2 separate regions of the Mus musculus genome follow, and region 2 is linked to region 1. Evidence: chromatin loops called from intact Hi-C (ENCODE). Cell type or tissue: heart. All regions are shown on one strand. Each heading gives the region's core, and the rest is flanking DNA. Links, peaks and the distances in the headings are about the cores only. Region 1 holds the start of Sbf1 (SET binding factor 1). Region 2 holds the start of Alg12 (asparagine-linked glycosylation 12 (alpha-1,6-mannosyltransferase)).

What was found. A loop is a pair of places that touch in the nucleus more often than their neighbours do. Peaks named below come from ENCODE experiments on the same cell type or tissue, not always from the same donor. Only the 100,000 strongest peaks of a DNase experiment are listed, where the experiment ranks them.
Region 2: it touches region 1 in a loop (2.5-fold over the local background); 1 of 42 quality-filtered maps calls a loop at or near these places.

What each region holds. Positions count from the first base shown.
Region 1 is chr15:89,306,648-89,322,530 of GRCm38, forward strand. It overlaps Sbf1 (SET binding factor 1), which reads right to left and starts at 8,664. Exons shown (of 41, transcript NM_001170561.1): 1 at 8,415-8,664; 2 at 1,838-1,923; 3 at 1,375-1,512; 4 at 1,040-1,198; 5 at 846-956; 6 at 183-288; 7 at 1-63. The coding sequence starts at 8,469. In heart, for the core only: a CTCF peak has its summit at 9,707 (motif pointing left); DNase peaks (open chromatin) are centred at 6,864 and 8,714; H3K4me3 peaks cover 2,715 bases; H3K27ac peaks cover 1,621 bases.
Region 2 is chr15:88,805,064-88,820,946 of GRCm38, forward strand. Alg12 (asparagine-linked glycosylation 12 (alpha-1,6-mannosyltransferase)) reads right to left here and starts at 14,255. Exons shown (of 10, transcript NM_001142357.1): 1 at 14,195-14,255; 2 at 11,004-11,191; 3 at 10,795-10,927; 4 at 10,231-10,404; 5 at 9,391-9,585; 6 at 6,993-7,096; 7 at 6,234-6,457; 8 at 1,495-1,658; 9 at 1,336-1,411; 10 at 180-991. The coding sequence starts at 11,168. The coding sequence ends at 766. It overlaps Creld2 (cysteine-rich with EGF-like domains 2), which reads left to right and starts at 14,583. Exons shown (of 10, transcript NM_029720.2): 1 at 14,583-14,771; 2 at 14,868-14,950; 3 at 15,466-15,576. The coding sequence starts at 14,649. In heart, for the core only: a CTCF peak has its summit at 9,778 (motif pointing left); no DNase peak of the experiment used is centred there.

The DNA of each region.
Region 1 (15,883 bases), core at 4,801-12,800:
ACAAGAAGAGGACTTTGTGCTCAGTAAGGGCAGCACAGAACAAAGACAGCACATTGGTGATACCTGAAGAAAGAAGGCCTGGTGAGGGCCCATGTCCCTACTCCATAACCCAGGGAGCACCACACCTCTGACCACCAGCCCAGGTCAGGAATTTAGGGGTAGGGTATGACAGGCAGTCTCACCCAGCTGGCGGAAGAGCAGGGCTACACTACAGCGGCTGACAGGCAGTGAGTCTACCAGTGGAGTCTGAATGACCTGCCGGTCACCAGCCCCCAAAGAGATGGTTCTCTGTAGAAAGAAAATGATCAGAGTTTAGCAGTATAGTTGGATCAAATCTGAGCACTTGAACCCAGGTAAGCTGACAAATCTTGAGATGGGGCTGGCTTAGATGACTGGAGGGAAAGGTCACACTCTGCCTCTGTTGGCTGAGCAGCGCTGCAGAGAAAACTCAAGGTAAGGGGGGAATGCCTCTGATCTGGGTGGGGGCAGGGCCTGAGTGGGCAGAAGAAACAAAGAATCCATACCGCTCCTTCCTCAACAGAGTCCAGCTGCACAGGACAGACAGACAGAGAGACACCATTAGACAAGGCACAAAGTAGGAAGCAGACAGATACACGGACAACAGCATCCAGTGACAGGAACACACCCAATGATCAAGAGGATAGAGAGACAGAAAATGAAGGCCCAAAGGTACAGGTATGAAGCCAAGTAAGTAGACAGGGCTAAGAACAGATGGCAAAGGGTGGCACCAAAAGCAGAAGGGAGTATCTGAGGCTTTGGACTATCAGTAACCCATAGGTACTCCCCCACCCCACCCCTGCCTCCTATGACTCTCCAAGACCCACCTGAGACCCGCCAGCCAATGGGACGGTACATGTGAGCAGGTTCCCGATCACATTCTCGAGGCTCACATTCAGGCCTTCCACGTGGATAGCATAGATGAGACCAAGGCTATTCTGCAACAACCAGATAGGGAACAGTGGTACAGCTGACATGAACGCCCTGTGCCCTGGCTTGCTGCTATGGCGGCCCTCCTCACCCTGAACACTTCGGCATGGTCCAGTCGAGACACCAGAACCAGAGTCTTTGGCGCAAAAAGCTGGCCAGGCTGGGCTGGGGCTGTGGATGACAGCCGCGCTTGGCCTCCTCCATCTGCCTCTTCCTCCTTCTCCGTGGCATTGTCAGTGCACACTACTTCCTGCAAACAGAAAACCATTCTCCTGGCTCTAATCAGAGTCATCCCATGAGACCGAGTGGAAGACAGAGGTAACTGAGACCCAGCCTTCCCAACAGGAACATACCCCCAGAGGTAGAGCAGGCTGGCCATGGCCCAGGGCTCAGCCTCACATGTTGCACACCAGAGCTTACGCTGACCTGTGTGGACTCCACTGGCTCCCAGAAGGTCAAGCAGGCGCAGTAGTGCCTCTCAGAGTTGATGTCAGTAAGGACAGCCACAAAGAAAGTTGGTGGATTCCTCTCGGGACATAGCTGCCACCCACTGGGCTGGCAAAACTGCAGAGGGATCAGCAGTTAGTGCCTGCACCCACACCTATAACAAAAATTCCCCCTTTACCCCTGCCAGTATCCTCAAGCATCTGTACTGCCAGGGCTAGAGTTGCAGGGTATATGAAGCACCTGTTAGTTACCTAGGCAACACCTTAGCCTCCTAGCCTCAGCTCTCTGGGGGGGGGGGGGGGAGTAATATAGCTCTGGCCTTACCATCCAGGGTGAAGCCCATGAGGGACACAGTGACATGAGCAAGACACCCTGCCTGTCAGGCCAGTTACCATCAACGGTGGACCTGACTTCCCCCTTAATGCTACACCTCCACACTCACCAGCTCAATGCCCTGGGGGAAAGGGTTGTCCTCCCAGTCCTTCTCCGGGAAGCGCTGCAGGATCTGGCCCTGGCCTTCCCCACTCCCTGAGAACAAGAGCAGGTGGTCAGAGCACCATTCCCCACACACCCCAACCCTCACACTGCCAGGATTGGTGCAGGATGGAAACAACCTCTTCTCATCTGGCACCAGACCAACCTAAGCTCCCAGATCTACTATTTCTCTAAATAGACTTCTGGGTAGATAAGCCATTGGATAGGTACAGACCCCAAGGCCACCATAAGGAAGATAGAGACGCCTCCAGATCCTTCCTCTCACCTACCAGCCCAAGCTGACCTTTCACTGTACAGGGACCTTTCAGGGAGGAGGAAGAGTTTTAGAGAACTCAATATCTTCCTTGACTGCCAACCTGCAGCGTTAGCCTCAACCCCTGCTACAGTGAGCGCCATGCAAATTGTGGGTGTGTCTAAACATACAGGGCACATTTGGCTATGTTGGTGATCCCTGTCACCTGTCTGCCCTGGGCCCATGTGTGGAACTCAAGCCTTAGCGCCTCTTATGATGGGGGTGGAAACACCAACCATGGATCCAAATTGCTACCTATCCACAGTACCTCAGAGACAGTTCCTCCCAGAACACAAATCTCCAAAAACAAAGAGTTTAGCAAGTATATGCTGCCCCTCTGAGCCCTGAAGCTCCCAGACTCCCTCAGTATGTACCAGCAAGGGAAGTACTTCTAAGTACAGTCTATGTAGGTGGAGTGAAGGTCCTGGCCTGGGCTCATCTACACCATTAAATCAGGAGGCAAAGTGAGGGCAGCGGCGAGGATGTGTGATGGCTTCCTTGGCCTCACATACACACATGAGATGGAGTCTGGTAGGCTTCTCAACCTTCCTAATGTTGCGATCTTAATATTCCTCATGTTCCCCATGCTGTGGTGACCTCCAACCATACAATTGTTTTGTTGCTACTTCATAGCTGTAATTTTGCTACTGTTATGAACTGCAATGTGATTATCTAATATACAGGATATCTGACCCCAAAGAGATCCCAGCCCACAGGCTGAGAACCACTGTGGTATGCAAAGGAAAACAGGCCTCCTCACTTCTGCATCTCACACATACAGCTTCAAGATCCTCAGGGCACAGCACTCTCCCATCCTTCCCATGGACCAGCCTCAATACAGATGCTCCCACCAGTGGAAGAAGCAGAAGCAGACGGTGAAGGGATGGTACCCTACATAAAAGGTCTTGTCATGGATCCCCCTGCTCAGCCTAAGTTCCAGAAAACTTCCGTGTGCAATGGGCCTGCTTGCTGAGCTACGGCCTCACATCCACCCAGCCTGGTCTACTTGAACACAGTCATACTGAACCACTAAGCTCAACACAACAATACACAATTCCCAGGTCCCCTAAAAGCAAAGGAACTCAGCTGCAACCATGGGAGACCATGCATCCCTCCAGAACCATGAAGCAAGCACCACGACTGTCAACACTAGGAAGGTTGCTGCTAAGCAGGAGGTGGTGGGGTGCAGGGGCCTATTATGACTCACAAAAACCTCAGCTTCCTGCTCCCCTCCTCCTACCACCAACACCCTGCAGGCGACAGGCAACAGACAAGGAAGGGACAGGTGTCTGCTGGTGTCATGCCTACCTACACACACCCACACACCTGTCCCACCAAGATAAAACCCCTATGGGGTTCCTCAGGTCCCACCCTCAACAGGCCTGGACAGTGCATGTACTATGAAAACACACAGAGATACACAGACACACACACACACACACACACACACACACACACACACACACACACACTAACCCCCCCCTCAGTTGTGGCTCCTCCCACCACCCACTCCGGCAAGAGCCTCCTTGTGCTCGGCCCTAAACCACCATCTGGGCCCAGCCCTGGCTGGCACCCAGGGCTCACCCAGTTCTTGCCACGAGGCAGCATGCGGAGGAAGGAAAGGGGGGTGGGTACACAGACAGGGACTGCAGCCTCTGCTCTGCAGCCTTCCCACAAGGCCAGGAGGGCTAGTAGCCTTCTGAGGGTTGTTTTTAGCAGCCTCTCTACCCAGGGGAGTTGGCACAGAAAGGATGGTCACCTTCCACTGCCAGTACCCCTCATCCTGTGCAATGTTAATTCCCATTTCCTACTAGCTTGAAAGCCTTCTGAGGATTCTACACTCTAAAGAGCTCCTTTCCTGAGACTCCCAACTGCCTCATAAAGGCAGAAGCCCAGTGGGCATCTCTCCTGAGGCCCTTCCTGTCCTGTGACAGCCCAGGATTTGAATTTCAGGTTTCAGTCCAGTGCCTCCTCTAAGAAGCTTGCTATCTACTCTCTACCTAAATCTGGGTCCTATAGCAGGACCCTGAGGCCCTTCCCACAACACATATAAGCCCCTCTCCAGGCACCTGTAGTAGCCTGAACAGAAACACGTTCCTGTGCATGGTACAGACTACAGCCTAATTAGGGCTTGTTGAATGCATGTAGTCAGCTATATGACCATCTTCCCCACACCCTGCCCAACTCACACCTCACAAACAAACAGGTTCTTCAGTCAGAAGTGCAGAACAACTTCCGGAGCCCTACGGCACAGTAGGCCCTTCCATGAGGAAGCCTTGTTAACTCTCTCTGGCTCCTCTGAGACCCCAAACTGCTAGCTTGCATTTGTATGAAGGATTTTGCCATGTTCCTCTGTGTCTGTCACCCACTGAAGACTTTTGGCAACAGGAGTAACCTGCAATGACTGTACTTAACCCATCGATGTACTGTCAACTCTGGGTAGACAAGAGCAGGCACATCCTCCCTCCCTACCCAACCCTGTTAGAAGGAATCCCGATAGCACAGCCATATATTACAAGGCAGTGCTCTTTGGGCAGCTTATGGAGGATGGACACTGAGGTCCACTAAAGCAGACATGGAAAGTCCCTGACCAGCCAGGCGGTGGTGGCGCACGCCTTTAATCTCAGCACATGGGAGACAGAGGCAGGCGGATTTCTGAGTTCGCGGTCAGCCTGGTCTACAAAGTGAGTTCCAGGACAGCCAGGGCTACACAGAGAAACCCTGTCTCATCCCCCCCCCCCCAAAAAAGGAAAGTTCCTGAACCACTCTTGAACCCACAGGCTGGGTAGGCCCACCCTAGGAAGATACACTGGGATTCCTAAACTCAAAGCACCTCCAGCAGCCAGGCTCACGCAGACTGGGTGGCAGAATACAGATTATGTATTCTGTCATCTGCTGGCACCTCATCACTAGTGCCAGGCTCTGATGCCTGCAGGACCAGCTGTGGACAGTGTGCACTGTGGAAAGGCCCAGACAGAATAGCAGTTCCCCTGACTGCCCTACCACATACCTCACCATACATGCTGGACAGCACCGGATAGCTGCTGCCTCTCACTCAAGAGCCTAGCTATAGGAAAAGGGAGAGGAAGCAAAAGAATACTGCCTTCCTGCTTCTACCTATCAGACCTGAACACGAAGACACAATGCTCCAGGCAAACTACAGCTGACTCCATGTGCAGCAGGAGCCTACAGCTCTTTCAGATGTTCTCTTTGACCTACCCCCAATCTATAAACGGACCACAGAAACTTTAATCCAAGATCTTGGACCCTTAAACTCTCAGGGTGTGGGGGGAGCTGGGAGGGAACTGCAGCCACCCCAAACAGCCCCAACCTGATCCAGAGAGAGGGCAGGCCCATGGGTGGGGACAGTAGATGGGCCCAAGAATGTGGCCACCTCATTACCATCAAGGCTGAAAGAGGCCAGGTCATGAAATACAAATAGTTTTCTTGGTTGATGGAGATGTAGCTTTTCCTCACAGGAAGTAGTAGAAGGGTACCTGTCAGGTTTAAGTCATGTAAAGGGTCTGATAATTGGTGTTCCCATTTGAGGACTCCCCAAGCTACAAGCAATTAAGTGACCATGTCTGGGATCTGGGCAGGGGTCTCAAACTATGCTGTCTGGTTCCTCATTCTAAAAAAGGTGTCCAGTTCAGTGACAGGACAAAGCACACAGCCCTACTCACCAGGTGCGGGGTCTATGCTGTGCCATCTACACCCTCTACTTTATAGAGTCTTAAGGGAAAGGGTTACACACAGCTCAGGCATTTATTGTCTGTAGCCTTGCCCACAAGTCACCAACTGTAACCATTAGCAACCAGAATGCTACCTCTCTAAAAAGGCATTCATTACCAAGGTTTGACTCCTAGCAGCTGCAGAGAAAAAGTTCTGATTCAGAACAAAACTGAGATATCCTCTCACGCGTATTCCCTTAATCTAAAGGACCCTGCATCCTAGGTCAGTCAGCACACAGAGGGCCCTTCACCTTCTTCAGAAACACCTACCTAGCGTTCTTACATCGGCTACTCAGATCTGAGATGTAAATTATCTCCTTGGGCCAGTCCTGTGCTATATCTTTACGCATAAGTGTTCCTGACAGCCTCAGAGCAGCTCCATGTGGCCCATTCCATATAAAGACGGGGAAACTGAGGCGAGAGTGCACGGTAACTGGCGCAAGCCAACGGTGAAGAGTGACAAAGGAAGGACAACTAATCTTCAGTGTGCTCCTCAGTTTGGGGTCTTTTGTTCTTGGTACTCACATCCCTTGCCTTATAGATCTGCCTTCAGCCCACACCCAGAAACCCGATTCCAGGCTGGTTCCTCAAAGGAATGCCTTGAAGCCGAGTGGTCAGCCAACAACCAGTCAACTCTGACCCTAGAAGGCAGTGCTTAGAGAGCTCACTGGCCTGCAGTCGCCACAGTGATGGGTAATCTGAGAATTACTCCATCACACCGGTGATTCAGGAAAAGTAGCCACCTCTGGCCTCAGCCTTCTATCCCGTCCTGTACAGAGGTCAGAGGTCCACACCTCTTGTACAGCTGTATCAGTAAGCCCCCACGTGCCACAGCAACTTCCCATGGAGCTACCCACACATCACCCTCAATTTTACTCCACTCCCAGCAGACCTCCCCAACCTGGCCTTTACCTACATTCTGTTTCACAGGACCTTCTTCATAACCTTCTCACCACCATCCAAGTCCATTCCATTCCTCCAGCCCTGGCCCAGCGCCCAGCCCGAGACCCCAGCCAGCCCTCAGCCAGCTTGGTTTCCTCACTCTCCAGCAGTACTCCTCCTCCGTTCCAGAGGAGGCACCTCACTGGCCTTCACTTATGCCTTGGAGCACAGGTTCTCCCTGTGTGTGCCAGTACAACACTGGTGGCAAGCCTCCTGCTCAAGGAGGACAGGGGGATGAACACAATGTGGTCTCTGCCTTTGAGAACTCCCTCTTTGGAGGGAAAGACAGATGCTCGGGACTGAGTGCCAAAAGATATAGACTTGAATACATGAGAGCAGAAAGAAGCGAGGGTACTGAACAGATCTGAAGACAGAGGTGGTGGTGGTGGTGGTGGTGGTGGTGGTGGTGTTTTCCAGTGCATACAGGGTCCATCATGTGGACATTAAACAAAGGAACAGTCCTAGTGGAGACTTAGCAAGAAGAAAGGCAAAGAAGAAAGTTTGGGTCCTGAATGGTGACAGTGACAGCTGGTCTGAGAAGCAGCAGAATAACTGTGTGGAATAGATAACTGGAACACGGTAGGAAGCATTACATCTAGGGATTAAGGGGCTACCTCATCTGGCCACAGTTGTCCCTAAGATACCGCCCCTCTGCAGGTGGACTCTGACAGCCAGAGTACAAGTCCCAGCCTCCATTCCAGACCCACACACTCAACTTCTCTATGCCAGATTCTATGCTGAAGATAGGGCAACAGCAAGGCAATCTCAGTGGGCTATTGGGAGAAATGAGATCATACACACAAAGGGTTGTGCAGGGCCTGGCACACTGAGGACTCCAGCCAACACCCCCCAACACTGTTGTCTCCATGGCTGTGGTTGATGTCACTGTCAGGCTCCGTTTTCTCCTACCCCCAGGACTGAAGGGCTCTCAGACACAGGTGCTGACTCCAGATCAGGGCCTCCTAGATCACCACACTGATCCCCCGCTGAGGGGCCTGGCTTAGAGGCTTGAACACCAGGAATGCTCTCCTCCAAGTGTGACACTTTCGTCTGAAGTCCGGCTCCATACCACCGACGAACCCCTCCCCCTCCACTGCACCCCATCAAGCGGTGCTTGAGGCTTCAGACCTAGCACTGGGTCAGAGAAGCTGGAAGACGAAAACGTTCCGCCCCCCTCTCTGAAATTCCCAGACCCAGCCACCGGCAGGCGGCCAAGGCGGGGTGAGCCCATCCCACCCAACTTGGAATCGGGGAGACCGAACTGCAGCAGGGTCCTCCAGCCTCCCACGCCCGAGCGACACGCCCCTGCCCACCTCGGAACAGCGACGCAGGTGCCCAGGTGTAGGAGGGATGTTTCTTACACAGGCCATGTCGTCCGGGGTCCTCGCGGGTTGCCCCGACGCCACCGTGGCCAATAACTACGGAGGCCTCTTTTCGAGAGCCCCGAGAGCTCGGCCCCAACTCCTGACCCTGCCTCCGGCCGGGTCTTCTTAGCTTCGAGTCCTCAGTCCCAGTCCCTCAGTCCCCCCCAGCTCGTCCCCCTCGGCGCTGAGACTCACCGCGCGGGTGCGGCCCGAACGCCACCAGCACGAAGTAGTCCGCGAGCCGCGCCATGGCAAGGGGCGCAGGCGGGCTCCACGGCTCGAGGGTTCGATGGCGGCGCGCTCATGGCCCGGCGCTGGCCCTAAGCTGCACACTTGGGACACCCCGGGCCCGCTCCTCTGCGGCGCCGCTGACCAGGGCTTCCGCCGCCATCTTCCCAGCCAGCCGGCCCGCCCGGGCGCTTCAGGAGCCTGCGCAGTTCTGCCCCTCCCGTGTAGGCGGGACCTGGCACAGTGCGCTTCCATTGGGCCACTCCGCATGGGGCGGGTCCAGAGGGCGCTGCCCCGCCTACTACCTCATGCTCAAGGACCGGCTCAACCCTTTGGGCGGGTGAAGCTTACGGCGGCCGGGGCGGGTCAGCTACCCTGGTCCCGCGGCCGACATTTCGACCTGAAGCACCACCGGTCAGGATTAGGGCATACTTCCCCGTCGGAACTGAAGCCCCGGAATGAAGGGAGACCTGGACCTCACCCTTGGGAGAGCCTAACTCCGAGGGTCAGGGGCGTGGTCCAGCTCAGTCTGCCTGAAGCAAACCAGTGGAGCTCAGGCCTTGTCCAGCCAGTCTCCCAAACTAGAGGACCGAGCTGGGGGATGGAGGAGTGTCATGGCTTCGCCACTCACCCTGCCAATCTTATGGTGGCCAAGGGAAAGACTTTACAGGCTTTTTTTTTTTAAGTTCCTAGTGCAAAAAGGGGCAGCTAGATATTTCACCATTGGATGGATGGGATATCCAACACCTGCATTTAAAAAAAAAAAAAAAAAAGTTCCAGCTTGAGTCACCTTCCTGCGAAGTTGGATCGCCCTGGAGGTCAGGGGGTTGGCCAGGCCTCTTGCAGTAATACAGGAATGGACACTTGTAGGAGAGGCAAGGTCCTTGACCAGGAGATTAAAGGGGGAGGACTAGGCTTGCTTGTTGATGAGTTTAGTTTTCTGTGAGAACTGAAAGACAAGCCACCTATTAGCATCGTGTTCCCTCCACCTGCAAGATCTGGAGAATGAATGAAAGCAATCTCAGGAGAGACGAGTCCAGTCGTCAGTGTACGTGTATAAAGAGTCTCGGCCCTTGAGAAGCTGAAGCAGGTCGTTCATGAATTCCAGTCCAGTCTCCTTGGCTTCATCAGGAAACCATGTGTCCAAAAAACAGGAGATATAAGGGCCTTTCTGGAGAGATAGTTTAGAGGTTATGGGAATCTGTGCTGGATTTGCAGCACCCTCGCCTGCAATTCTGGGTCCAGGGGGATCTGTCGCCCCCTTCTGGCCTCCGGAACGTGTTTGTGGTGGTGCGTGGACATACATGCAGGGAAAACACCCATACACATAAAGTGAAAATGTCTTTTTTAAGAGAGGGGGATGAGCTTGGTGGTCATGGTGGTGGTGGCAGCGCACGCCTTTAATTAAAGCGCTTGGGAGTCAGAAGCAGATGGAGTTTGAAGCCAGCCTGGTCTACGGAGCTAGTTCCAGAACAGCCAGGAAGCCCTGTCTTGAAAAAAATAAGATAAAATAAAAATAAATAAAAGAGGGGAAGAGGAAAAGACTGTCCTAGGAAAGTTCTGTGCACAGAGACACAAACCTAGCTCTCCTTTGCCAATGCCAGGTGAGCTGCAAAATCTTCCTTTCTGCTTAAAACCTGTGTTTGAACTTGATTGAGTTGGCTGCTTCTGTCAATCAACTAAAACTCGTCTCTATACTCGTAAGAAATGGTGGCAGGGGGCTGGAGAGATGGCTCAGAGGTTAAGAGCACTGACTGCTCTTCTGGAGGTCCTGAATTCAATTCCCAGCAACCACATGGTGGCTCACAGCCTTCTGTAATGGGATCCAATACCCTGTTCCGGTGTGTCTGAAGACAGCTACAGTGTACTCATATACATAAAATAAATAAATTTTTTTAAAAAATGGTGGCAGGCAAGTTTGACTTGGTGTCTGAACCTGGGGTTGCCTCTCCTAGAAACTATAAGGATCCTGTACCCCATTCCTCCCATGACCACTGGGGCCCAGTGTCATTACCTAAAAGAACCCCAATCCTGGCAGGGGGTCCTTTCCAACTATCCTCAAGTGTCTTGCCTCTAAATTGAGTACTCTAACCACTGCATCCCCAGGTCACCTGCTAGCGACTTCTTCTCCTCAAGGGCCTGTCGTCTCCTCTCCTCAACCAGTGTAGGCCCTCCTCCAAGACAATATTCTCGCATCCCACTGCTATGCACATGCACACCTCCAAACGCCTGTCTCCTTGCAGACTGCTGCCTCTGTTTTTCGTTGCCCACGTCTCACCCAGCTATGTATTCTCTTCACCATCTGTATCCTGCAGACCTAAGAAGGTGGGGCGACCCTTCTTGATGACACAACTGACTCAACTTGAGATAAATGGGTACCCCCTACAGAGTAGGGTGGCCCACAGTGACACAGTGAGCCTCGCTTGTGTTGGATGGATACTCCCAAAACATACTCCCTCGCCTGCTGGTTAGTAGGCAGTTGTCTTTTGGTCTTCACTCTCCAACATCTTCCTGTGTTTTGGGGATGGCCAGCTAAGCCTTGAGTTGGCTTTTCCTAGAGGAAACAAAAGCATTCCCATCCTATGGTAGGCCCCCAAAGTGACTCATCTACACTACCTTCCTTCCAGAGTCACCTGCCTTGCCCAACGACCTACGCACTTCCCACTGCTCTGTATCAGTTCCCTCAGTGCACCAAGTCTTTCACTTTCAAAATCCTCACCATTGGGATCAAACCTCAAATTTATTCCTCTTGGTGAAAACAATATCTCTTGGTGAAGTTGCCCCAAGAATATTAAAGTATCAGTTTTCAATCTGTGCGTCAAGTCCCCTTTGGATTAGTTTAATGGCCCTTTCACAGGAATCACCTAAGACCATCGGAAAGCACAATCGTTTAGATTATGATTCATAGCGGTTGCAAAATTACAGGTATAAAGTAGCAACAAAAATAATTTTATGGGGGCTGGAGAGATGGCTCAATGGGTAAGAGCACTGACTGCTCTTCCGGAGATCCTGAGTTCATATCCCAGCAGCAACATGGACAACCATCTGTAATGAGATCTGATGCTCTTTTCTGGGGTGTCTGAAGACAGTTACAGTGTACTTACATATGATAAATAAATAAAAAAATCTTTGGGCTGGAGCAAGCAGGGGGCAGGGGGAAATAATTTTATGGTTGGGGGTCACCACAACATGAGGCGCTGTATTGAAGGGTCACAGCACTGGAAAGTTGAGAGCCACTACTCAAAAGTCTTCCCCAATGTCACCAACACCAGACAACCCTTTGATCCCAGGACAGACCCCCCCAGAAAACTCTTGTCTGCTCCCCACCCCCAACCCCATTTAAAAGTCAAAAGTGCTGGGGCCCTGCCAGCTTGCACATTACTCCCAAAGGCAGCTTCTGCAACTAAAGGTTAACAGAAAAAGGTGCTAGAGTTTCCCCTGGGAAGCCACATGGGCAGTTGTATACAACAGGTGTCAAATGATGACAGTGGGGACCGTGGTGGAAGGGAAAGAAGCAGACTAGACAGTCAGGCCGAAACTTAGGGGTCAGAGACTATCCCTATCCTTACCTGCCATGAGCTTGGGAATAAAACTTGAATAAGCTCAGGAAGCGGCAATTGTCCTGTCACCCAGAGCTTGGAAGGACAGCATAGGGGACTTCAGTCCTCTCTCTCAGCAAGGCTCATCTCCACCTGTCCCAAATGTAAAATCTTATGTAGCAGACAGGAGAGATGGCTCACTGGTTAAGAGCACTGACAATGTACTCATAAATAAAATAAATACGTTAATTTTAAAAATCTTATGTATTGGTGCATTCCTGGGATCCCAGCACTTGGGAGACTGAGGCAGAGAGAGTTCATATTCAAGCCAGGTTGGGATATATAACATATTAAGACCCTGCCTCAAAAGAAAAAGGAAGAAAGAAAGAAAATCTGTGGCAAGTGAGATGGCTCAGTGGACCAATGTGCTTGCTGCCAAGTGCGATGCCCTACGTACTCTTAAGTTTGGGACCTACGTGGCAAAGGAGATATCTGAGTCCTACAAGTTATTCTCTGACTTTGGGATGCTCATACCCACATACTAGCACATAAATGTAACCTAAAAAATAAAAACTGATTGGGAGGCAGAGGCAAGCAGATTTCTGAGTTCAAGGCCAGCCTGGTCAACAGAGTGAGTTCCAGGACAGCTAGGGCTATACAGAGAAACCCTGTCTCGAAAAACCAAAAAACAGAAAAAACAAAAAACAAAACAAAACAAAAAAAAAACGGATAGGCATGGAGAGATGATTCAATGTTTAGGACATTGGCTGCTCTTTCAGATGACCCAGGTTTGCTTCCTAGTACCTACAAGGGCGCTTACACCCTCCTGTATCTCAAATTCCGGGAAGATTGATGCTCTCTTCTGTCCTCAGAGGGCAGCAGGTATACACGCACTGCAAGGACAGACAGACAGGCAGAACATGCACACACATAAAATAATGTTTTTTATTATTTATTATTATATATATTTTATTATTTATTATTATATATTTTATTATTTATTATTATAAACTGACAGCTGAACCAAAAAAAAAAAAAAAAAAAAAAAAGCCAGGCAGTGGTGGCACATGCTTTAATCCCAGCACTTGGGAGGGGTTTCTGAGTTCGAGGCCAGCCTGGTCTACAGAGTGAGTTCCAGGATAGCCAGGGCTACACAGAGAAATCCTGTCTTGAAAAACCAAAACAAACAAACAAACCGACAAAGGGCTCGTGAGATGGCTCAGCAGGTCAAAGTGTTTGCCACCAAGCCTCATAAACCTGAGTTTGATCCCCAGGCCCTACTCTGTAGAAGGCGAGCACTGACTCCTGTCAGCTGTCCTCTGACCTCCACATGTGTACTATGGCTCACCACACACATAAATAAGTGTAATAAAAATAAACTTTAGAAAAAAGCCCAGGGCTGGAGAGATGGCTCAGCGGTTAAGAGCACTGATTGTTCTTCCAGAGGTCTTGAGTTCAATTCCCAGCAACCACATGGTGGCTCACAGCCATCTGTAATGGAATCTGATGCCCTCTTCTGGTGTGTCTGAAGGCAGCTACAGTGTACTTAAATATAATAAAATAACTAAATCTTTAAAAAAAAAAAAAAAAAAGCCGGGCGTGATGGTGCACGCCTTTAATCCCAGAACTCGGGAGGCAGAGGCAGGCGGGTTTCTGAGTTCGAGGCCAGCCTGGTCTACAAAGTGAGTTCCTGGTTTCAAAGTGAGTTTTTGTATAGCCTGGGCTATACAGAGAAACCCTGTCGTGAAAAAACCAAAAAAAAAAAAAAAAAAAAAAGAAAAAGAAAAAAAGAAAAACAACCCAAAAAACCAAAAACAAACAAACAAACAAACAAACAAAACAAGTCAGATCTCTCCAGTATGTGGGCTTTAGGGGATCACACTCAAGTTACTAGGCTTGGTGGCAAGAGCCTTTATCTGCTGAGTCGTTTTGCCAGCCCACTTTGGCACTTATTGGAGGGTGGGGGTGGGGGGTGAATGACATGATGGTGTTCGCATTTTGGATGGCAGTTCCAGCAGCAGTGTGAAGGCAAACTGAAAATGGAGGTGGGCTGGAGACAGGATGCTCAGCTGAAGAAGCTAAGACGTCCCAGCAACCTCTGATCACCTCTCCCCCTTGAGACCTGGCACACGGATTCTGTACTCAGCCGCACCGTCTCTTCATTCTCTCAGATGATGCTTACAACAGCTCTCAGAACCTAACCAACCCTGGAAAACCAACAGCTGTTCCTGCCTTCCACCCCATCCAACCTCCCCCTCCTCCCAACCTTAGCCTAGGACACAGCACTGGAGGCCTCCTAGACAGACACCTCTATCCAGAGAAGGCAACTTAGCTTGGGCATGTCCACACTGTAGCCTCTTCCTGTGCGAATGGCTTCCTGCACCATCAAATAGAAGGGCTGTGCACTGATCTTCAGCTTTCTTGTCCCTCCCCTTCTCTGCCTAGTTTCCCTGACCCATCTGTCCTGTTGTCTCTACATCCCTTCCTTCTGACCTCTCTAACACCTGCCTCAGCCCCAGGCTCACCTGCTTTGGAGGGGTCACATTTTGCTCATTTTTGAAGGGGTTGTAGACGCAACCCAGGGTCTTGAACACATAGAAAAGCACTCTACCTACCACAAAGGTCCATTCCCCAGCCTTGGCTTGCGGGGGGGCGGGGGGGGGGTACGGGGTTGGGGGGAGAGGAGCAGGGTTTTGCTATGTAGCCCAGACTGGTCTTAAAACTAACTAACAATCCTACCTCTGTTTCCTGATGCTGGTGTGCACCACCATGCTTAGCACACTGCTCTTCTGTAAGTCTGACGAAACCACCCTTCCCACAACTGATAAGAACAAGCAATTGGGTGACTCTGCTAATATTTTTCTCAGAGGGTAAAGTAACATCTTCAGCATGGTTTGCACTGAAGACTTGTATATACGCATCCGGCAAATGCTTACTGAGCACCCGTGTATGTTCAGCAGGAAGGACAGAGTGACCAAGTCCCGGGGAAGCCCCACAAAGGGACATAGTGAAATAGAAGAGGAAACACAGAGAGTTGAAGAGATGTTCCTGCAGTCAGAAAAAAAATAAAAAGTGCTTCTGATAGGTTTTTTTGTTTTGAATAGTTTTGTCAGGCTGACAAAGATGTTAAGAACTAATGTCACAGAATCCACGGTGGATGGTGGATTGGCACAATCATTGTGAAGAACAATTTGGTATATACCGCATGTGTGTGAGCTTCCAATGGTAGGGGTTTTAATTGTGGAAAAATCTGAAAAAAAAAAATCACTGGAATATAGATTAACCAAGGACCTATGGTATGAATACAAGCAAAACCCAACAATATGTTTATGAACATGTCATAATAAAATCCATAATTCTATATGCTAAAGATTAACAAAAAATAAGTCAAAAGGAGACATATCAAAGCATGAAAAAATAAAAATTAGCGTTAAAAAAAAAGGCTGATTGCTGGGATGGTGGTGCAGGATTGTAATCCCAGCTATTCAAGAGGCAGAGCTAGGAAGACTTCAGGTTGAATTCCTCCCTTGGTGACAGAGGGAGTTCAGGGCTGGCCTGAGCATCTTAGGGAGACCCTACCTCAACTAAGAAGGCAAATAAGGTAACAGAGGATGTAGCTCAGTGGTGTGTGCTTGAGTTGTTCACTTCCCAGTGGGAGGAAAAAGCTGATAAAAAAAATAATAAAGCAACTCACAGAACACCTGCATACTTTCAAGTATGCCCAACCCTAAGAGTGCCTTTATGTTAACACACCACACACACACACACACACACACACACACACACACACACACACAACTTGCTTGTGCATGCGTGCATAACTCATGCAGAGAATACTGTGTGCAGAAAAGAGCAACGACTCTGTCACCCAGAATATTGCTGTGGCGGGGTCTCTCT
Region 2 (15,883 bases), core at 5,237-13,236, 500 kb before region 1:
CATGAGCTTGTGTGGTGTGTGCCCACATACTGGAGGCATGATGTGCACACACCATCTGTCATCTCTACGACTGGCACTGTCACACTTCAGAAATGCTCAGTACAGTGGCAGAGCCAGTGGCTCCTACTGTGAAACCAGAGCAGAGACTGTCTCCAGAAGTGACCAACAACAAGACACAATATAAGAAAACATAATTTTTATTTCCATTCTTTTATGAACATGTGTAGGTCCTCAGAGTTAATCTGAAATGGAGATAACATGCCTCGGGCTATAACAGCTGCCATGATTGGTGGTGGAGGAGGTGGTGGTGGTGGTGGTGGTGGTGGTGTGTGTGTGTGTCTGTCTGTCCCATAAAGACCTGGTTTATATCGTGGTCTCCTGAGGCCATGGGCAACAAGTGTGGTTTTCAGGGGCAAGAAATATACACTGAGGGTCACCGCAGAGCTAGGGTGCCAGGGTGTTCTAGCCTGACTCACTGTTCTTAGTTATGAATGGTTCCCAGTATGAATGTAAATGATCCTGTGGGCCACCTAACCATAGCAGACAGTTTGAGCAGGCCACTATCACACTTGGTGGTCTGTTCTCCACATTCTCAGCCCTGTGCCTTAGGTGTGGCTATTGTAGGGCCTGGCCCAGACTGATGTAGGCTAACACCAGGCATGCTGTAGACATGCTGGAAGTCCCTGGTCTTTGCTGTTTTCTTGAATTGTCTTCACTGCATTAGAAGGTGACCACACTCGATGTTCCTGGAGATCTCCTGTCCTCTCAGGCTGGCCTAAGCAGCCGCTCTAGAAGTACCAGCTTTGTCTGCAGGTTGACATCAAAGGGTGGCAGTTTCATCAAATTCAGGCTTATACCTGTAGTGCCCTCAATACTGGCCAGGACTCGATGTGTGTCCCTGTAGAGGGCCGGGTGCCCAGGCACTGCCTCCATGAGGATGTGGGTGTAGTTCAGCATGGCCGCTGCTCCCACATCTTCACTCTTGTCATACCTGGGAGAAAGAGGTCACCTGTCACCACTGCATTCAACTTTGCCTACGTCTCACACCACCTCTCCCCATGTAGGTTCCACTGAAGTGATTTATATATAGGTGGCCTCTGTGAGAAGCAACTAGACCTGCAGCTACAATATTTCAGAAACAAGGGCTGGAGAGATGGCTCAGAGGTTAAGAGCACTTACTGCTCTTCCAGCGGTCCCCAGTTCAATTCCCAGCAACCACATGGTGGCTCACAACCATCTGTAATGAGATCTGATGCCCTCTTCTGGTGGCATTTATACAAGTGTACTCATATAAATAAAATAAATAAATCTTAAAAAAAAAATTCCGAAACAAACCTCCAGTCATCATTGACCTGTAGAAACCGTGACACTCCTGTCTGGGCAGCAGCCACATCAATGTGAAGAAGGACATCTAAAAAAACCAAATCTCAGTTAGAAGCCAGCATGGCACTTCACTCAGGCCTGGGCTTTTCCTCAGGGAGCACTTGGACTAACCTGTCTGAGGTGGTACCAGCTCATGTAGCTGCTGCATCGCAACCCCACCAGGGTAGTTGAAATGAGACACATAGAGGGACGTGGCTGTATATGCCACATTCACCAAGATATGCCCTGTCACCAGCATAGCTCTCACCTTGTATGGCCAAGACTTTTTATTCAGGCTGAAAGAAAAAGATATGTAATGAAAAGCATACGGTGGCAAGAATACCAACATCTTCTTCAAGGCTGAGGGCAGAGAGTAACTGAGCTATCTTACTGCCAGCTTTGACACTGTGCTGCTCCAAACCCACAGAAGCATCCCAAGTCTGCAGTTCTCCTAACCCCACAGATCTCTCACACACACACACACACACACACACACACACACACACACACACACACACACACACACACACACACACCTGCCCCAGCAGGAATACTCATCTCAGGATAACTGAGACTGTCTTCTCACCACCTTGCAGAACCAGAACTAAGATAATGGTAGGCCAGGCCACAGGGGACCAAGACTACTTAACTGTGCATACCTCTTGCCCCTACCTAACTTGGCTTACACGTAAGGCTCATGGCAGTGCCCCCTATCTGTTCTCTTTTTTGTTTTATTTTATTTTATTTTTTGAAACACGGTTTCTCTGTGTAGCCCTGGATGTCCTGAAACTTTCTCTGTAGACCAGGCTAGCCCTGAACTCAGCTTGAGAGTCACCTGCCTCTGCTTCGTGAGTGCTGAGATTAAAGGTGTGTGCCCCTGCTATGCCTGGCTCATCTGTTCTTTTTAATGTGCTTATAAATTTCTTTAAATTGTCATATGGATATAGGAAGGGTGTTGAGGTTGTGCTTAGGCTAAATGTGACTTAAAAATCTCAATTAATAGCCAAGTGGTGGTGGCTTTTAATTCCAGTACTCATGAGGCAGGGGCAGGGGCAGGGGCAGAGACAGAAGGATCTCTGTGAGCTCAAGGCCAGCCTGTTCTACAGCATATGTCCCACCCAGAACAGTCAGAAGAAACCCTGTCTTGAAAAAAATGAACAAATAAAAAACAACAACAAAAAAAATTGATTAAAAAACCAACCAACCAACCAACCAACCAACCAACCAACCAACCAAACAAACAAACAAAACCTCAACTAACCAAATGACTAAAATGCCTGCTGAAGAACTTTGTGGCTGTGCACAGGGGCACAGGCCTAGAACCCCAGCACTGAGAAGGCCAAAGAATGATGGCAGATTTGACTCCAGCCTGGGTTACATGACAAGATTACCTCAAAACATAAAGAGTCAGGGAGACCACTCAGTGCGTAGAGGCACTTGCCACTCGAGCTGGTAACCTGACCATGACCCCAGAACCCACACAAAGGTGGAAAGAGAATGGACCCCACATCCACGCCACAGCAGTGCACCTCGCGCACCTCTCCACTAACACACACACACACACACACACACACACACACACACACACACACACACACACACACACACAGAGTAATCTAAAATAAGAAAACCTCTATTTTCCGCTCTAGATGCCAATTCAAGTTTATACTAGCTTTTGAAAGGGCATTAAACAGACCCGGCATTACTGTTTGCTTCTCTTGTGTGTAAATAAATCATACAAAGCAAACAGACTTCCAAGATGGAAGGACTGGGAGGCCGACTTCAACCAGGAGCGCTGTACTGAGGTCCCTTTCAGCATGCTGGCGCCCCCAGGTCAAGCCTCATACACCCCGTGGTTGCCTGCTGAGAATAGCCCAACACTCCACCAAGTCCTGGGACTGGCTCAGCCTCACTCCCTCCCTTTCCCAAGACAGACTATGGTTGGCGGGGAGGGAGGAGTATTTTCTGTTGGGGGATGAGCGATCCAGGTGTGCATGTGCAGAACCTAGAGGACCGGTGCCCTGCTCTGTCACTCTCTTCTTCCTTTCAGATAGTGCCTCTCATTGGACACTGGAATGCTGCAGGATATTTGATTACTATGCATAGAAAATCTAATTGTTAGCAGAATACAAGAGCTTAAGTGGATATTGTAGTTGTCAGGTCAGTGAAGGGTATACTGTAGAGATGCAGTTTGGGTGTGCCTCTAAAGGCCTTCATAGCTAAGAATGCTAAAGGATGCAGAGTTCCTGCCTATTTTAAGACAAGCTGCTTGGGAGAGGTCTTTGGAATTTGCTCTGTGATCCGAGGTAAAGTCGTCTGGGTGGCCTTGGGTTACTGAGAGTGAAATGGTTGGGCCCACTGACTTGGCTTGGAGTCCCCACCAAGGTTCAACCCGCCAAGGGTGTAGGGCAGGAGATAGTGACTTTATTTTTATAAACAACTGCACTTCCCCCACCCCACCCCTTTTCTCAATTAGGCTAAGTCATAGCAATCCTCCTGTTTCTGTTCCCCATCGTCACTACCACAGTGCTGGAGTTACAGGTTAACATGTGGCAACACCTAGCTTTTTACATAGGTCCTGGGGACCCCGATGCAGAGCCTCACGGTTATACAGCAGCAGCTGACCCATGATACCCACTCCTCGGCTTCGGGAACACTGGGATTACTCGTGTGCACCCAGCTCTAAGAATGTCTTTATCTTTGGTCTCTGGGTCACTTTCTGGGAGCAGGTTTACACGCTTTCTCTAACTCATCCTGTCTAAGCCAGTTTGCTACCCACCTGCACGGATCTAGATTCTTTGAAACTTATTTATTTGCTTAGGAAGGGTCTTATGTAGTCCAGGCTAGTCTTGGAATGGGTATATGGCCAAAGATGTCCTTGAACCTGCACCTCCTGAATGGTGGGTCTACAAGCAAGTATAACTGCACCTAATTTATGCTGTGCTGAAGGCTGACTCTGTACATGTTAGAAGAATGCTCTAAAACTGAGCTCCATGCCCAGCCCTTTCTCTGGTTTTCATGTTTGAGAAAGGCTCACACTGTACGGCTCAGGATGACCTGGAATTTATTGTGTAACTTGGGATGGTTCAAGTTGGTGTTCCCAAGTACTGCGATTATAGGTGTGAGTGTCTCTGCTACCCTGCTCCATCCAGCCTGCTGTAGACAACGAACGCCATCCCCACCTCTCCCAGGGTTCGCCTTTAAGGCCTGACTGGGTCGAGAAAAGCATAGCAGACTTCAGCTTGAACCGTGGTGTCTGAGCTGCAGCTCTGATCACCCCCAAATCGACCCTGGGCTCTCCTCCGTTCTGCCCCGGTGTCACTAAAGGCCATACTGTGAGCCAGCACTGATGGGCTTGACATGGCATTGCCTCCATTCTCACTGTCATTGTCCCTACCAGGAGCATCTCTGTCTCTGAGGCTGACTTTAACAGCAATGGCAGTTAGTAGCTGTGACAGAGACTGTGTGGCCCACAGAAAGGAGAATGTTTGCTCTCTGCCCTTTTAAAAAACAGTCTACCAATCAAATTTTTCCCCCCGAGACAGGTTTCTCTGTGTAGCCCTGGCTGTCCTGGAACTCACTCTGTAGACCAGGCTGGCCTCGAACTCAGAAATCCACCTGCCTCTGCCTCCCGAGTGCTGGGGTTAAAGGCCTGCGCCACCACTGCCCTGCCTACCAACCAACATTTAAAACCATTGGCCTCAAACTTTCTGCAGAAGTTCACTCACTTTACTTCAGCTCAGGGACATAGTGAAATAGTGCCACCAGATGGGGACCAAGTGTTCAAGTAAGTGAGCCTCTGTGCCCCTCTGGAATCCCGGCCCACTTGGGCCTTGCCAGCCCTCCAAGAACTCTGACTTCTGCCCCTCTCAGCACCCTAAACCAGGCTCAGCAATTCCGAGTCCTGAACATGGCCCATGGCTCCTGCTTTGGCTCTCAGGGCATTTTTCATGTCTAAATGAGGAGAGGGACAGAGTGAACCTTCTAGGTCAGTGGAGCCCACACCACTATGAGCCAGCTACACTCAGCCCAGGTAACCCTCCTCATAGCCTGCCTGCCCCCTAACACCTATACCACTAGCTGACCCTACCACCAGTCACATCACCTGCTCTGTCTCTCACCTCCCCTTCATCTCTATCACCCTTTGTTCCTGTCCCAACAACTCCCACACCATCTTCCACATGAGCCCAAGCCACAGCCTCCCTGTGTCCCCACAATTAACCAGAAGCACCGGCTCAGGCTCGCCAGCTACCCACCAGCCTGGACCAAGAACACCCTCCACCTGATCAATCATTTAGAGCCCTGGAACCCATCTAGGACCAGACACCTCCCAGGCTTGAAGTCTTAGCCTTCTCTCCCATGACCCTCTGGGACAGTTAGCAAGGTGCTGGGAAGAGACAGAAGCAAGACTCACAAACACAGGAAGAGACACCGAGCAGTGAGCAGAGGCCTCCAGGGACATGGAGAACCACAAACAGCCAATTTATCAGAAATCCAAACAAATGACAAGGACACTCAATGATGGTACTTGAATTTAAGTGTGCACTAAACTAAACACTCTTTTTTACTCAGACACCCACCTGTCTCTGCCTCTCAAGTGCTGAGAACAAAGGCATGTGCTTCCCTGCACAGCAAATCTATTTTTCTTCCTTTTCCCCACAGGGGTTCTCTGTGTAGTCCTGTAGACCAGGCTGACCACCTGCCTCTGCCTCCGAGAGCTAGGGTTAAAGGTGTGCGCCTCCACCGCCCAGGGCAAACCTATTTCTGACGAACCTTTAAAAGTACCTATCACCCTGGTAATTAAAACCAGCACTCCAGAAAATATAGTCAAAATGAAAAGCAGACAAGTATCTCAAGGACGAAACCCTCACATATAGGTGCAGCCTCTGGCAGCCATGATGTTGAGGACAGGGAAGGTATAGATGATGAACCGCAGCTCCTTGTGTGGGAGGAGTGAGTATAGAGCCACGAATCCCAAGCTTGGCAGGGCCAGTGCATAGGTCCTCCTGTCCACTGCACCCAGGGGTATGAAGAGAAGGCTGCAGCCCAGGCCTCGGGGCAGGGCTGAGTAGAAATACCACAGGAGTGGGGAAGTCTTCGGCTTAGGGTTAAGGAGGCATGAATTTGTCAGAGACCGAGTCACTGTCCACTTAATGGAACTAAGAATTGTAACTGCATAAAGGCCCAGTCAGCTATGCCAAAAGACACAGCAGAGACCTGCTTAGGAGGCATGGGGATGACCGATCTTGGGCACAGCATACCCTTGCTGCTACAGTGTAACTGAGGGCCCCACAGAGGACTATGGGAAACCCTTTAGCTTTTCTTCCTTTCTTCCCAGTATTGACAGATGAGGATGGTATGCTATCAAGTGGCAGCTATGCTATCCTTTCTTACCATGAGACCATCTGAAACACTCTGTGTAAATGTTTTGAAACGCAGCTACCCTGTGGACTATGGGTGTGACTAGGTGATACTCGGGGAGATGTCGCCAGAGAGTGCTAGGTGTGTGCCATAGGAGAAGCTACTGCCCTGAACCTCAGACAGCCACCCAACCTGTGCCAGACTGGCTGGCTGCTGACTGGATAGAGGTCAGGGTCATGGGCATCCCTCCCCTAATACTGAAAGGATACGCCCCAGTTGGAACTTTTGTTCAGGACAGTGTTGTACCAAAGCACCACTCCTTCCGGCCATACAAGGTATCGCCAGAAATAGGAGTCCACAGCAACCGTCAGCCCTAATAACAGAACAGAAGTGTCCTCTGTAAGGAACATGGCCAACTATAAAATTCAAGCCTCAACCCACATGTGCACTGTGCTTAACTGCCTCACAAAGTGACTGCCGGCCACAGAAACTGCCAGCGGCTTCCCATGAAAGGAGCTAATGGTGACACCATCTCTCATCGAGTATCTTCCCCAGTGTCTGACATACTGCCCTCCTCCTGTCTGTCCAAGCAGCCTGAAGGACAGTGGTGGATGCAGGCTTCCAAGTAGAAGCTACGTTTAGGACAGAAATGGCATGTTCTACTGCTGCCAAAGTTCAGATAATCTTGTTTACATCTTTAAAAAAAAATAAAGGGGCCAGGCGTGGTGGCCTTTAATCCCAGCACTCGGGAGGCAGAGGCAGGCAGATTTCTGAGTTTGAGGCCAGCCTGGTCTACAGAGTGAGTTCCAGGACAGCCAGGGCTACACAGAGAAACCCTGTCTCAAAAAACAAAAAAATAAAAATAAATAAATAAATAAATAAATAAATAAATAAAGGGGACTAGAGAGATGACTCAGCAGTGAAGAGTGAATACTGCTTTTTCAGAGAACCCAAGTTTAGTTCCCAGAAGCCACAAGGGAAGGCTCACAATTGCCTGTCACAATTCTTGGGTATTCTTCTGGACTCTATGAGTGACTACAATCATGCACACATATTTCCACACACACAGACACATACATGTATATATGCATAATTAAAAATAAAATAAAATTTAAAAAAGGATTCTTGGGGGCCAGTGAGCTGGCTCAGTGGGTAAAGGCACTTGCTGCCCAGCCTGATGGCCTGAGTTCAATCGCTGAGACCGACATGGTGGTACGAAAGAAATGACTCCCACAAGTTGTGCTCTAACCTCCATATGTGCATTGTGGTAAGAACACACACACACACACACACACACACAGTTAAGTGTAAAAAAAAAAAAAAACAAATCTCAAGGGTAGAGGCAACAGTTTAGTAAAGAGCTTTCCTTGCAAGGGGGAGGCCTAAGTTCTATCCCAGAACCCACAGAAAAAGTCAGGTTTGTGGTGAGTGCCTTTACTCTAAGTGCTAGGGAGATTAGATTACGAAGGTGGATGTCTGTAAGTTCGAGGCCAGCCTGGTCTACAAAGTGAGTTCCAGGACAGCCGGGGCTATGTAAAGACCCTGTCTCAAGAAACCACCCCACCCCCACCCCACCCCAACACATCCACACCCACACCCATCCCAGGTATGAGGCTGAAGCAATTACATGGTAGCTAACACCTGTCCATAACTCCAGTTCCAGGGGATCTGATGCCCTCTTCTGGCCTCCATGGGCACCAGGTACACGTGTAGTACACAGGAAAACATGCAAGCAAAACCCATACACATAAAGTAGAAATAAATATATCTTAAAAACAAACCTAGGAACAAACCAGGTGGCTAATCTGAGGGATAACACTGAGGCTGATTTCTGGATGCCACACAATATGCACACACCAAGTTTCAAACTGACACACTTGTCATTTTAGCACCGTGGAGGCTAAAGCAGGAGGAGCTCAGATATGAGGCCAGCCTGCGCTATACAGTGGGTGTGATGGTTTGAATAAGAATATCCCCCAAGGGCTAATACATTTTAATATTTAGGTTCTAGTTGGTGGACAGTTCAGAAAAGATTAGGAGGTGTGGCCTTACTAGAGGGGGTGTGTCAGTGGAGCTGGGCTTTGAGTTTTCAAATGAGCCCACACCAGGCCCAGTCTCTCTCTCTCTGCCCGCTGCCTGCAGATCAGGATGCACCAGGCCCAGTCTTGGTTTGTGTCTGTCTGTCTCTGTCTCTCTGTCTCTCTGCCTGCTGCCAGTAGATCAGGATGTACCAGGCCCAGTCTTGGTTTGTGTCTGTCTGTCTCTGTCTCTCTGCCCGCTGCCTGCAGATCAGGATGCACCAGGCCCAGTCTTGGTTTGTGTCTGTCTGTCTCTGTCTCTCTGCCTGCTGCCTGCAGATCAGGATGCACCAGGCCCAGTCTTGGTTTGTGTCTGTCTGTCTCTGTCTCTCTGCCTGCTGCCTGTAGATCAGGGTGTAGCTCCAGCACCATGCCTGCCTTCCTGCTGCCATGCTTCCTGCCACAATGATCCTGGACTAGCCTCTGGAACTGTAAGCCAGCCCCAATGAAAAGTTTCCTTCTACAGCTGCCGTGGTCATGGTATGTCCTCACAACAGCACAGTAACTAAGACAGGAGGATTTTGTCTCAAAATACCAAAACCCCAAACTGAAAGAAATACACACAGGCAAACCAGAGATGCCAACTTGCCTAGACAGAGAAGCCCTGCTGGGATGGCGTGTCGGAGCACTCTGGCCACCGTCAGTCTTCTTTGGTACAAGGTCAGCAGCAGCGCAATGCCCAGCAGCATGGCCAGCTCAGCCCTGAAGCCAATGATGACGAAGGCTGAGAGCCAGACAAACAGGGCCCACCTCCGCTGCAGCCAGGCTGTGAGGGCTGGTAAGACTGCAAAACACGAAACGCACGATAAGGGGGCTCGCTTTCTTATAAAACACCCCCCCAAGTCACTCTGCGGGGGCTGGAGTGATGGTTCAGCAATTTAGAAACTGGCTGTCCTTGAAGAAGACCCAGGTTTCACTCCTAGCACTCACAGGGCAGCCCACAGCTGTCTGTAACTCCAGTTGCAGAGGACCTGATGCCCTCTCCTGGCCTCTGAAGGTACTGTACACACATTATGTGCTTAAATACATATGGAATACTCATACATGCAAAAACTTAAATAAATAAATAAATAAATACATACATACACTCTAGAAGCTGTTCAGCACTTCAGAGTTTAAGGCAGGGGGATCTAGCATTTAAAGCCAGTTTGGACTACATTGTAGGACTATGACCCAAAATACTAAAACCCAAAATATACACAGACAAACCCGAGAAGCTTGCTTGCCCAGACAGAATGTCTGCTGGGCTGGCACGCAGGTGCTTCAGGGTAGTGTTCTCTAGAAGAACCAGCCCTGAGTACAGAGAGGCCTGCTTCCAGAGGAAGAGACCCTGAGCAGTTTATGAGGAGCCCAGGAGGTGGGGGACAATGCCAGGAGCAGATGTGTGTACACTGTGAGGAGTCAGAAGGCAGAGCCTGAAGCTACATACCCACAGCCAGGGCCAACACGTTGGGGAGTGTCCTCGTACAGTAGAACATGAGATGAAACTGTGTGGCTGATATCCAGCAGAACATGACAGCCACCGTGGCTCCGAACTGCTGTCTCACTTCCTTTTGTAATGTCCAGAGTCCAGAAATCACACCAAGCCCAAGGACTCCTCTGACTAAATGAAATGAGCAAAAAAGTCACTGATGTGAATGACTCAACAGGAAACACAGATGAAGCCAGTGTCACTTGCAGTGGCACTCAGTGACAATATGCAAGACACTACATAGGAGCTCACATCTGTACCAGAAGTGGCCATGGGGCCTGTGTGTGGACGGAGACCCACACAAACCACGCCTCTGACTTCCTTTCAGTCCCACAGTCCTGGCTGGCTGGCTGCTGAAGTATGTCATGAGGACTTTTGTGGAGTCTAAGGTACAGGGCCTGCTTGCTTGTCCCAAGTCTGGCTGCAAGGCTACAGTGAGTCCAGCCAACCCCCACCCTACCCCATCCCCACCCCACCTGTGACCATGTGATGTCACAGCTCTTGCCCCTGTGAGGCCCTTACCTATCAGCTGAGAATAAAATTTGGATACTTCTAAAAGCGAGAGCACATAAACCACGGGGCTGGAGAACGCTGCGATCACCAGCGGCCCGAGGAACGTCCTAGGAACAACTCCAGGAAACTCGTGGTGGTCGTACTGCAGGGAGAAGAGTGGTCAGCGCACAGGCTGGGCAAGTGAAGCAAGCGTCCGCTCACTCGGTGCAGTGCCTCACCTTGTCTATGTCCAGCTGGTGGTACAGGAGGTCATGTGTGGCCTGAAGGTTGAAGCTCTCTTCTACCTTGGTGTAGGGACATATAACCAGGTGGATGGTGGCTACAGTGACCAGCAGCCCCAGAAGCGGCCATGACCGCTTGCCCGATGACTTCTTGCCAGCCATGTAGAGCTTTGAACTTCATGCGCCTTCACAGAGACACAGACAAGGAACACTGTTACCTTACACGGTCAGACATTCCTAAGACGTGGCTTGAGGTCACACAGGTAAGATGTGGAGGAGAGGAAGCACAAGACCCCTTGAGATGGCTATTCTGTCAACTTGACAACATCTGAAGTTAACTAAAACCCAAGCAGCTGAGTACCCCGGTGAGGGATTGTTTATTAAGTAAATCTTCTGAAGTAGGAAGATCCATCTTTGATCCGGTCACAGCGTCTGCTGGCAACCTCTGTAAAGGACATGGAAGAAGGAAGCTTGCTCTTGGTCTCCTGGCAAATCCATTCCTTCACTGGCAATGGTTCCTGTTTCCTCAGGACCCCAGTGTATACTGAAGCCCACCTGAGGGAAACATCCAGCCTTGTACACTGAACAACTACTGGATTCCTTGACCTCCCACTCATAGGCAGCCGTTATTAACTAGCTAGATCAGTCTGTAAGCCACTCTAATAAATCCCATGCATGTGTGTATGTATATATGTGTATATATGCATGTATGTCTGGGCATCTGATTCCCTGGAACTGGAGTTACCGGCAGTTGTGAGGTGCTGTGTAGGTGCAGGGAACTGAGTTTTGGTCTTCTAAAAGACCAGTCAGCATTCTTAACCAGAGTCACCTCTCCAGCCCCAGCCCCGTGAAATATAATAATGCTCATAATTCCTATGGTCTCAGTTAGGGTTTACATTTCTGTGATAAAACACCACACCCAAGAGCAACTTGGGGGAAGAAAGGGTTTATTTCATCTTACAGCTTACGATCCAAGGAAACTAAGGGCAGAAACTCAAGGCAGGAACTTGGAGGCAGGAGATTAACGTGGATGGAGGTCAAGAAGGAGTGCTGCTTACTGGCTTGCTCCTCATGGCTTGCTCAGTCTGCCTTCTTATGGCACCTATGACCACCAGCCCAGGGATAGCATCACCCACAGTGAGATGGGCCCTACCACATCACCAATCAGGAAAATGCCCCACAGGTATTCCCCAGCCCTGCGCAAAGGCATATTATAAAGACTTTAGTGAGTGTAAATAAGCCACAGCGTGCACTTGCTTATTCCAAGTTCGGTTGCAAGGCTACAGTGAGTCTGGCCAACACTCCACCACGTCTGACTATGCCCAGCTGAGTTAGACCCAATAAAAAGTCCTGAACTGAGAAAGTGTGACGATTGACTAATTAGGTTATAGAACAACATGTACATAAAGTTCCCAACCTGGCACAAAACCATACTGGGGTACAGTGATGCACACTTAGGATTCCAGTACTTGGGAGGCTGAGACAGGAGAAACAAGAGGTCTAGGTCAACCTGGGTAACTTGTTAAGAGCCTGAAGCCCTGGGTTCGGTCCCCAGAACCGGATAAACCCCAGGTATGTAAATATATGTGTGTATCCCAGCACCTAGGGGGTAAGAGGCAAGAGGACTAGAAGTTCAAGGCCATCCTTGGTATTGAAAAGGATGGGGAAGAGGCCAAGCCATCGAGGGAGGCAGCAGTGCGAGATGCGTTGCTTCAGGGACTCCAACTTCGCTGCTTCAACTATCTGCTCTGCAGACCTTTGAAGGAAACCCAAGCTTTAGGGTGGGCTATTACCCACAGAACTCACCCGATCCTCCTCCTTCCTCACAGCCACAAAGGGGTGTGTGTTCTGCTGAGGACCAACAGCAGCTATTTTCTTTCTTTTTTGTTTTTTTGTTTCTTTCGAGACAAGGTTTCTCTGTGTAGCCCTGGCTGTCCTGGAACTCACTCTGTAGACCAGGCTGGCCTTGAACTCAGAAATCCGCCTGCCTCTGTCTCCCAAGTGCTGGGATCAAAGGTGTGCATCACCACCGCCCGGCTAGCTATTTTCAAAGACAACAGGAGACCAGGGTGAGCTGGACCGCTCAACCAGGAGCAGAAACAATACAAGGGAGTTATTCACCAGTACATAAAAACAACTTATCAGCCGGGCGTGGTGGCGCACGCCTTTAATCCCAGCACTTGGGAGGCAGAGACAGGCGGATTTCTGAGTTCGAGGCCAGCCTGGTCTACAGAGTGAGTTCCAGGACAGCCAGAGCTATACAGAGAAACCCTGTCTCAAAAAACCAAAAAAAAAAACAAAACAAAACACCTATCACAGGAATGGGGGCAGCTGCAGGGAAGAAGAGATGCTAATGGCTAAGCTCCAGGAGCCAAGCTCCAAAAAGCTATACTGCTCTTCTGAAGGTCCTGAGTTCAAATCCCAGCAACCACATGGTGGCTCACAACCACCTGTAATGAGATCTGATGCACAGAGCAAGCAGAGGTCGTAAATTCAACTCCCAACAACCAGATGAAGGCTCACAACCCTATGTACAGCTACCGTGTGTACTCATATACATAAAATAAACAAATCTTTAAAAAATTAAAAGCTATACTCTTCGCAAATGTGGCGTGGAGGAGGAGGGCATCTCAGATTAGGGGGTACCCTTCAAAGATCCTGTCGTCCCTGTCCATTGTGATTCCAAAGCTTCCAAGGGAACTGTGGGAATCATTCGTTCAAATTGTGGCTTTAACCTGGAAGTGTTAGCTGGTGTAGATGAACTTACTTGTAAACCAAAGACCAGACTAAACTGTTACTATTTATACAATCAGATGTTCTTTAAAATACACATAGTCCACATCTCCTCCTCCTCCTCCCTCAGGTCACTTAAAGTTCGGAAGGTCATTGTGAACTCACTGCCTGAGGCCCCTGAGGAAATGTCGACCACTGGGGCCCCCTCAACCACACTGAGCAGGACCCAGATGTAGAGCTCTGTTTACGGATGACAGCTCCGGGCGCCAGGTGAGGAGGATGGATGAACGGTCCAGGCCTCGGGCGAGATGTCCCGCCCCCAGGGACACGCTCAGCCTCTAAGTGACAGGTCCATCCCCGGGTTGAGGAACTCAAAGGCCGTCACGCGCGCTCGGGAGAACCCCAGCTTCGCCACCTCCCGCCCGAGTACACCAATCCCGGCGACGCGCGCTAACCTCTCCTCTCCGCAGGACCCCGCGGAACTGAGCAGACTGACCAAGGCAGGAAGCCGGCTGCGGAAACCGGGCCCGGAAGCCAAGTCTTTGCCCGAACTTGACATGGCCACCATTGCCCAGGCTGGCGACCGCAGCTGGCGCTTCCCGCCCGGAGAAAAGATGGCCACTCGTGGAGGGCGGGGCATGGGGACCCGATAGAAGATTACGGTTCTGCCTCATTCTCGCGGGACGCTGACCCGGGGCCTTCTCATTGGTGGCTTCTCGTGGCGAGCCTCAATTGGTCCACATCAGGCAAGGGGGATTCCTCCGGCCAATAGAAGCGCGCGGGGTGAAAGGTGGGCGGGGCCTCGGCGACGCAGTCAAGTAGCCCGGGGAACGGCCGGCGCGCGGGCCGGTGGGCGGAGGCTCAGACTCCGCCGCAGTTCTCGGTGGGTCGCCGGGCAGCCCTCCCGCCATGCACCTGCTGCTTGCAGCCGCGTTCGGGCTGCTGCTGCTGCTGCCGCCGCCCGGGGCCGTAGCCTCCCGGAAGCCGACGATGTGCCAGAGATGCCGGACGCTGGTGGACAAGTTCAACCAGGTGGGCGGGCGGCGGGGTCCGGGGCAGCGGCGCTGGGGCAGGGGCTGGCGGCGGGGTTCACGGTAGCCCATCGAGCTGGTGCCACCTCCACTACAGGGGATGGCCAACACGGCCAGGAAGAATTTCGGTGGCGGCAACACGGCGTGGGAAGAGAAGACGCTGTCTAAGTACGAATTCAGGTGAGTGTTCCCAAGAAGTGCGAGGATGTGCGGTCGCGGTCTGTGAATCGGTGGTCAGACCTTGGGGTCGGTGCAGACCACCGGCACACGGAGGAACCCCTTCGATGGTGGTGGACACCTGTCAATGGTCGTCCCTGCCTCTGGCCACTCAACTGGTCTGTGGTTTCCACACTCCCTACGGCCACTTCTGTGCGCACAGACACTGGAAGGCTTTTACACACACGCACACGGGCCTTTTGGAAACTCAGACTGGAGCCCCTCGCCCTCCTAGAGACTTCTGGCTTCCCTGACTAATGGAATAAGCTCCCTTTCTCATGCTGTAGGGATGGAGGGGCCTACCATTCCTGGGTCCGCTGCACACCCCCCGGTTAGCCTCCCCTTACTGACTAACCTTGCCTGTGGTTGTAGAGACTCTCCTCTTCGCTAAAGTAGTCTCTAGGAGGGACATGTGTAAAGTGAGCAGACTGGTGCTTTGGGGTGCTGGTGCTTTGGGGTGCTGACAGATTGTGTTTCAGTGAGATCCGGCTTCTGGAGATCATGGAGGGTCTGTGTGACAGCAGTGACTTTGAGTGCAACCAACTCTTGGAGCAGCAGGAGGAGCAGCTAGAGGCTTGGTGGCAGACACTGTGAGTGCCTGGGACCCTGTCTTCTGATCTCGCATTTTGCAGTATCTTCCCAGTAGAGAACCTAGAGAAGCAGGAAATATCCTACATCCCCATCCCGATTTACCCCTGCGCTGCCACCATCTCTTAGAAGCTTCCAAGGAGGTCCTGTGCACACCTGACCCTTGCTTCCCCCATCACATAGCCTTGAGGGCGTGGACAGTGCCTCCTAGCCCGAATCACCTGAGGTCCTTAGTTGCTTCAGCCTGAAGTTAAGAAGTGAAAATTGGAGTGGTTAAGCCTCACTTCAGCGCATCGTTACTGTCTGGCT